Linked DNA regions of Homo sapiens: regions 2 and 3 are each linked to region 1. A link is a loop called in an ENCODE intact Hi-C map of the cell type or tissue named here. Cell type or tissue: PC-9. All regions are shown on one strand.

Region 1 (2,500 bases):
GTGTTACACGAATAGATGTGAATATTAAATTATGATGTCGGAATTATTTTAATACTGTCTATAAGAAATTAATTGTACTCTGTTGTCAAAGTAGTTTTGTTGCAACTATAGTTCCTTATTGACTACCTTTTAGCTGAGTGAGGACTCGGTATTTCCCAAGTATCCTTCTAGCTCAGAAAGCAAGTCTCTTCCTGGTCTCCAGGACTTAAGGTCGGGGGCATTTGAGAGACCTATATTTGCCCGGGAAAGATCTCTTGAAGAGTATACATTATTTTTGTCTTCCTGGTTTTATCTATACATTTCCAGGGCAAAGACAAATTAATAGGGCGGCCGTTCTGGGACCTGAGGAGTGTCTCAGCCCTGTACGCGCCTCTCCCACGATATGCATAATGGCGGTGGGGGCGGGGGTGTCCTCCTTAAGGGCAACCCAGGCACGTCCCAAACTTCCATTCGTGGGGTGGCCGTGGTGGTTAAGAGAGCTGCCAGATGGTCGGACCAGCGGAGGCCCCAAGAAGAGCCAGAGCGCCCTGTATTCCCGACACGCGCCACAAGTGGTTTAGGAGCGGAGGGAGGAGCGCTGCGGCACGGGTCGGGCCGGTCGGGCCGGGCAAAGAAGGCCGAGACGTGCTCCTGGAAGACTCGCCCTCCGGTCCCGGTGTCACTCGTTCCCCATTCTTTCCTCTTCTCCAACTAGAGTAATGACGCCCAAACCCGCACCTATGCGCGCAGGCAATCGGGTGGGTGGACGCGCGGCCACCAAACCCACAGCACCGTCACCAACCCTGGGAGGGCACGGCCGGGATTAGGAGGAGGGGGAGCGCCCACACCTGGGGAGGCAGGTGCGGAGGCGGCCGGCCCGGGGACCTCGAGTGCGTAGGACTCGGGGTCGGGGTCGGGGTCGGCAAGCCGGGCGCTGTGAGCGCGTCGGAGCGCTGGCCCGGAGCCTGGCAGGGGGCGTCTGTACCGGCTGGGCAGCCCGGGGCGGTGGCGATGGCTGGCGGCGGCGGCGGGGTGTGCGCCAGGAGGCCATTTCCTCGCTGCGCCCCTGGCGGAGCCGGGTTTGCCTGCTCTTGGCCGCCGCCGCCACCGCCGCGCAAGTCGGACAGCCGTGAGGGCTGGAGGGGAAACCAGGTCACCGGTTCGCAGACGCGGCGCGGAGCAGGCGCCCCGGGCCCGGAGTAAGACAGCGCCCGGGAAGCGGGCCGGGGCGGGCCGGGCACGCGGGGGACCCGGAGAGGCGGGGACTCTGGTGCCCCAGCCGCAGTAGCTTCCTACGCCTATAAAAGTGGAGAGACCGGGGAGGTGCGGCGCGGCCCTGGCTGCGGCCGCCTCTCTTCGCCCAAGGAGTTGACATTTTGCAGGACTCGCGCGACGCCCAGTCGCCGGCGCTCCCCGGGACCCCGCCGCCGGGAGGAGGGGGCGGAGGAGGGTGGAGACTGCGGGGCTTGGCCAAGGAAGGCGCACATCCTCGGGCGGGCGGCCGTGACGCGGCGGGGATTAACTTTGCATGAATAATGTGAGTGCGCTTGGAAAAGAGACCTCCTGCTCCGCGGGCTCGGGGCAAGAGCCCGCAGGCTACCTTCCCCGGGCAGGGGCGCTCAACCCAACCGGCTCCAGGGCACTGGTAATTTGGCTAGAGGACCGCGCGGAGGCAGCGGGGTGAGAGGAGGAGGGGGCGACAGTTCCAACTGTCCACAGGGTGGGCGGGATGGTGACGGAGCGTCGCAAGAACCCGGAGGGGTGCGGGCGGCTAAGCCGAGCGCGCGCGGGCGGGCAGGCGGGTGAGCGTGGGTGGTGGGGGTGTCATCAGCCTGATTACCTGCCTCCGCGGGGCTTCTGCGCCCCGGATCTGGGAGGAGGTGCCCTCTCGTGTTCGGGCACCGCGCGGCGGCAGGCTGGGAGCTACGGAGTGGACAGTGGTGGAACAGGGTGGCCGGGCTCTGTTCCAATCGCAGCGGCTCTGTTCCTCAAACCCCAAGCCCAGCTGTTGACATGTTCCTTGTGAAATGGAGTTTGGCATCCTCAGCGCCGAACCCAGTGGAAGTTTCCATGATGAGGAAGTTGTGTGACATGGGGGTTCGGAAAAGGTTGGCAGGCCAGGGGGGAGGGTTAAAGGGACTGTGGGTCTCCCATCCCCCCTTTTTCGCCTGCCCCGGAACTCCCGGGCTTGGAAAGGAGAATTATCCTGGATGTTGGCGTGCGCCGTGGCCGGTGCCTGGCGACTGGGCTTCTCTCCGCCTCCTGGGGGCTTGGCGGGGATTTCGCTAGCCTCCTGGGTCGCGCTCCTTCGCTTTGCTTCTCTTGGCGCAGCATCTTCCTCTGGGTCTCCTCGAGTTGGTTGTGATACCAATTGTGCCAACTGTGTGACCTCCACCCCCTCGGAGAAGGACTCATTTGGGGGAATTTTCATTCTTAGTGGATTTTGCCCTTCTTAGCGGCAGTTGTCACTTTGGGGGAGGATTTCCCAATGACCATTGTGGGATTATTATTAGTGTTAATT
Region 2 (2,500 bases), 250 kb after region 1:
AAAAAACAGTCAACAACAGCAGCAGCAAAGCACAGAAGTAAAATGTACAGCATGTTAAAAGACACTAAGTACTATGGCAAAGAGAGACAGGAGAGGAAGATAAGGGGTATTGGGAAGCGCCGTGCCCAGGGAAGGGGCAGGTGACAGCACTGGGATGTTCAAATAGGCATCCCGAGAACTTCAGGTGTTCAACCCTTAATGGAGGTGAGGGAGGGACCCAAGCAGGTGTTGGAGGCATGAGCATTTCAGGCAAGGAAAAATCCTGACGCAAAAGGCCCTCTTGTAGGGGGCACATATGACACGTTCGAGGAAGAGGAAGGAGTTGGTGAAGCTGAAACTGGGAGAGGAGAGACAGAGAGGCAGATGGGGCAGATCCTTGTGGGAGCCACAGTGGGATTTTGAGCAGAGGGGTGACAGGAGCGGAATCGTATCCTACCTGTTGGAATGCCATTTTAAACAGAGATGAGAAGGGGCAAGGGCAGATGCAGGAGACCCCTGGATACTACTTCAGAGGCTACTTTAGGGCCTCTAAACCTAAGTGGCTCTCAATCTTGGCTGGGCATCAGAATCACCCACGCTGCTTTACAAACTGAGGCCTGAGCTACAGACACTAATTGGCCTGGAGTGCACCTGGGCACTGGGATTTTTTTTTTTTTTTTTTTTTTTTTTTCAAAGGTGCGCAGGTGATTTTGATGTGAAAGCCAGGTTGACCATGAGAGCTTTCAGAGCACTAAGTAGTCCCCCTGATTTGACTTTGCAGCTAGGAAACAAAACCCCACAGATGACCCCTCTTGCTCATTGGCAAAGCTGTGCTGAGAGGCAGCCAAAAATCTTGCTGCTATAGCAGTGGCAGGACTGGTGCTGCAGACAGTGTGCAAACTGGGATGGGGCTGGCTGGAGCCCACCTGGATCATCAGACCTTGAGGTCAATCTCATTCTTTGGCTGGATGCAAACACGAGCCTCTGAATGTGAGAGCAAGGCTTTCTCTCTGCACCTAAGAAAGGGCTTATTGTAATATATTAGGGCAGAAGAGAAGGATAAGGCTAGAACCTCAAGAAGAAGGTATGTGATTCACTCAACAAACAGTGTTTAAGAATAATAGTGACAGTGTGCCAGGCATTGTGCAAGGAGCAGCTGAGAAAAAAATAAGGTTTAACTGTCCTTGCCCAAGCCAAATGGCTCAAAGTGAGCACCGTCTAATATTTCAAAATGTGTTATTTGTGGGAAGGCTTTAAATAAGCCAGAGGGGAGGGGGGATTCTTCAGTTGCATATCTGAGCTGCTGGCATTTCTAATTCAGAGGGATGAATAGAACATTATTGTGTTGCATCGGTACAAGTACAGCAGGAAAAAAAAAATGCTTGGAGCCGTGAGCCGAACATGAATCAGCAATCTGGTTCTATTGTTCGGAAAATAATCACCATGCTGGGAGCATGGAATTTAAGAATCATGCAGAAATGCCCTTCCCCCTCCCAGCAGGAAACAGACATTGGCTAAAACATGCCATCTTGTTTTTGGCTTCCTGAGCTGAAAAGAATGTAAAAAACTTGGAGAGGATTTAGGGAAAGCTGATTTGTAAATATGGAAAATACAACCCATAAGAAATGGGAGATAATTTAGACCCAGTGTTGGCAACCTCTCAGAGGTGGCACGCCAAGGGAGTGTTTATTCACTCTTGTGAGCAGGCAGTACAGCTGCCCTAGCTTCAAGAAATAACTCATGTTTTTTGAGTTCCTACTATGCACTGATCAGTGTGCTAACTTGTGGGGGGAGGAAGGAGAGTGGTCCCTACCTTTTGAAGACCTTCTAATTTGTGGCGATGGGCAGGGGAGTGCACCAATACTATAAAGCAGTAGTTCTCACACTCAAGTGTGCATCAGAAACATAGGACCCGAACCCCACCTTCAGAGTTTATAACTCATTAGGTCTGGGATAGAGGCGGTGCATCTGCATTGCCATCTTGTTCCCAAGTGATCTGATTCTGCTGCCTGCATACTTTGAGAACCCCGCTCTAAGAAAATAAGTACAAGGGGCAGGCAAGGAGGGTTCAATACAGAAGTCCACTAGAAAGGTGCACTTGGTTTGTTGGTGCAATAGCAGGTACCCCTTTTTGGATCTGTTCTCTAGCACCTAGCTAATGAGTGTTAATTGGCAACGTGCTTTGGATAGATCACACTGGCCATGACTGCCACCATCCAAGGAAGGGTGACAAGAGGCACAAGAATAGATTTCTCTGTAGGCCTGAGGAAGTTGAGCAGGACATAATACAGTAAGACATACACATGTGGCCTCGCAGTGGCAGAGCAAATGGCTGTAGGGTTAAGAGGACAGTAGGGTGACCTGTCTCCACGCTCAAACTCAAGCACTTCTCCCATGAGCAGAAGGTCTCAGTGGAATCACCTGAGTGGCTTTTCTAAGTACGCATTATTGGGCCCAGGCCTGGAGACGGTGAGCAAAGCTCCTCAGATGATTCTGCCGTGAAAACCCCTCCTTGAGAACT
Region 3 (2,500 bases), 260 kb after region 1:
TTCTTGCAAATTGGAACTAATGATTGCTCTAATTGCTCTGGTGCATTCCTGAAAATCACCTTTGATACACACTGTTGAAAGACAAATTCAGGCTGTGTGTGCTATACCATGCACCTGACACCTCACAGAAAGCCACTGGAATTTCTGATAAAGAGCCAACAGAACCTTTACCAAGCAGAATTAAACAAGAACCTAATGTGCGACTGAATGCAGTGGCTCACGCCTGTAATCCCAGCACTTTCAGATGCCGAGGTGGGCAGATCACTTGAGGCCAAGAGTTCAAGACCAGACTGGCCAACATGGTGAAACCCTGGGTCTACTTAAAATACAAAACTTAGCCAGGCATGGTGGCTTGTGCCTGTAATTCCAACTACTCAGGAGGCAGAGATAGGAGAATTGCTTGAACCCAGGAGAAAGAGATTGCTGTGAGCTGAGATCATGCCACTGCACTCCAGCCTGGGTGACAGAGCAAGACTCTGTCTCAAAAAAAAAAAAAAAGAACCTAATGCGTGAGAATGGAGACAAAGTTTCCGAAGTCAATTTCTGCAAGAGCTTTGCAATGTAGCCCCATGTCCCCTGCCCCCCATTTGACACTGAAGAAGTAGTAAACAGTTATATTTATTAGGATAATTTTATTTTCATCTTCAAGGGAATTTCAGGAGCACAGCAGTCTTCATAACACTCCATTTAGGAAGATTATTCTTTTTATCCCAGGGTTAAAAATCTGAAGGAGCTCACTGCAGATTCCAGAGGCAGCAGAGCACTGGCTCAGACTGAGAGACACTGTCTCCCTGGGACAAGATTGAATTTTCTTTTAAATTTCAGATGATACTATCAAGGGGTCAAGTACTAGAGTCTTTTCTTATGACACCATCCAGGGTTGCAGAAGGGAGTGGATTGTTTGTTATTGTCTTACTCATTATCAAACTCTTTTTAAAAATCAATAATAAATCATTTGCTGCAGTCTTAATGTTTTATTTTCACATTCTTGTTTGTTGTTTTTCATGCATGTGTCTCAGTGAGTCACCTAACCACAATTATATATTCTGGCATCTGGTGGTTCTGCATGGTACCCTCATTCCTTAGGAATTAATTTCCCTGACATGATGAATGTGTTTCCAATCCGTTCATCACACACACACCCCACACACCCCCCCCCCCCCCACACACACACACACATACACACACACCCTCTTTAGCAGGGAGAAGTTACCCTACTCTCCACCAGGTGTCAGTAGAGTCAGTTTTAACAGCATGCTTTGGCCAAAGGGGCATCTGCTGAAGTTGTTTTTCCTGCTGTCAGACGTTTCCTCAAACTACCTCTGGGCTGTCCTCTTAAGAGACTATCTTCCATTTCTTAGGAGTGTTCGGAGATGATAGTCCACCTGTAGAGAAAGACAGCCATAAGGAAACCGCACTATAAACAGCAGGTGGCCAAGCTGGTCCTTTCAGGTTGGTCTCATAAAATTTTTACTGGCTGTTTTCTTCTTTACTTTTCTATCACTACCTTATTTGGCTTAAAAGTGCTCCATGTTTCACTCAATGTGACAATAAATTAGATGTGGTTGATGCTTTTAGATTTGCAGGGGGCTTTGTTTGTTTGTTTTAAGGCCCATTCCACCTCTGCCACTGCTGACCTAGTCCTCAACACAGGAATCGGATTTTACTCTGCTTGTAGCCCCAGAACCCAGCATTGAAGGGTATAGAATACTACCATGGATTAAGTGTGCACGTCCCACTTAACCCAATGTCACCTTTGAGAGCTACGGCCTTATTCCCATTTTAGGAATGGTTACTCCTGACTCAGTATCCCATATTTAAGTGGCAAGGCCAATGCTCTTTGTAACATGCCATGGTGACTTTGTCTGGGAGAGAGGTGGAAAAGGAGAGGGGAAGAGGAAGGGGAAGAGAGAGAAGAGGACAATGATTTGGCCTGGATATTGACTAACATAAAGAGTAGGGGGAACTCTAGAATGAGATTGTTGAACTGGAGTTGAGAGAGTGGGTGGAGTGGAAGTAAAAGTGAATTATTTTACTAAGAATAAAAAGAAATATCAGCAACAGCAAATTAAGCTCAGTTTCAACCATAGACCCTGGTTGAATTATTTCCCTTCCTGACGGCAAAACACTTACAGAGACTGCCTGAAAATCTGAAATGAAAAGTATAGCTTTGCCATTCAACAGTCATTTGCTAAAGTCTGTTATGTGGGGCATGAGTCTCCTGCCATACCCAGTGGAGAAATTCTGACTGCCTTCCCCTCCAAGAGGTGACCCACTCAGATTAATACCTGGGATACGGTACAGACAGAGCTTTCACTAGTTTTCCACATTTTTACTAACTCAGAGTTTTATGTTCCTCTTTAGGCTCATGCCCAGTCTAACTACGCTAGCTTTTCATATTTTTTCTCTTACTGATTTTTTGATACTACATTCCCAAATAGGGTTAGTTTTACTGAATACAAAAGGTGGATCACAGCGTGGTATGATTTGAAAACACCTT

Evidence for each region. Peaks named below come from ENCODE experiments on the same cell type or tissue, not always from the same donor. Only the 100,000 strongest peaks of a DNase experiment are listed, where the experiment ranks them.
Region 2: it touches region 1 in a loop (7-fold over the local background); 5 of 110 quality-filtered maps call a loop at or near these places.
Region 3: a loop joins it to region 1, with 11 times the contacts of the local background. A loop is called at or near these places in 4 of 110 quality-filtered maps.

Annotation. Positions count from the first base shown.
Region 1 is chr3:24,493,811-24,496,310 of GRCh38, reverse strand. It overlaps THRB (thyroid hormone receptor beta), which reads left to right and starts at 1,461. Exons shown (of 11, transcript NM_001354712.2): 1 at 1,461-1,659. It overlaps THRB-AS1 (THRB antisense RNA 1), which reads right to left and starts at 2,224. Exons shown (of 2, transcript NR_046244.1): 1 at 1,820-2,224. In PC-9, a CTCF peak has its summit at 1,081; DNase peaks (open chromatin) are centred at 710, 1,060, 1,420 and 1,910; H3K4me3 peaks cover 2,500 bases; H3K27ac peaks cover 2,500 bases.
Region 2 is chr3:24,241,239-24,243,738 of GRCh38, reverse strand. The region is part of intron 3 of THRB (thyroid hormone receptor beta); the gene reads left to right. Among named protein-coding and RNA genes, the nearest start is that of THRB-AS2, 91 kb to the right of the region's middle. In PC-9, no CTCF peak of the experiment used is centred here; a DNase peak (open chromatin) is centred at 1,378; H3K27ac peaks cover 1,534 bases.
Region 3 is chr3:24,236,943-24,239,442 of GRCh38, reverse strand. The region is part of intron 3 of THRB (thyroid hormone receptor beta); the gene reads left to right. Among named protein-coding and RNA genes, the nearest start is that of THRB-AS2, 87 kb to the right of the region's middle. In PC-9, CTCF peaks have their summits at 1,037 (motif pointing left) and 1,244 (motif pointing right); a DNase peak (open chromatin) is centred at 1,022; H3K27ac peaks cover 1,800 bases.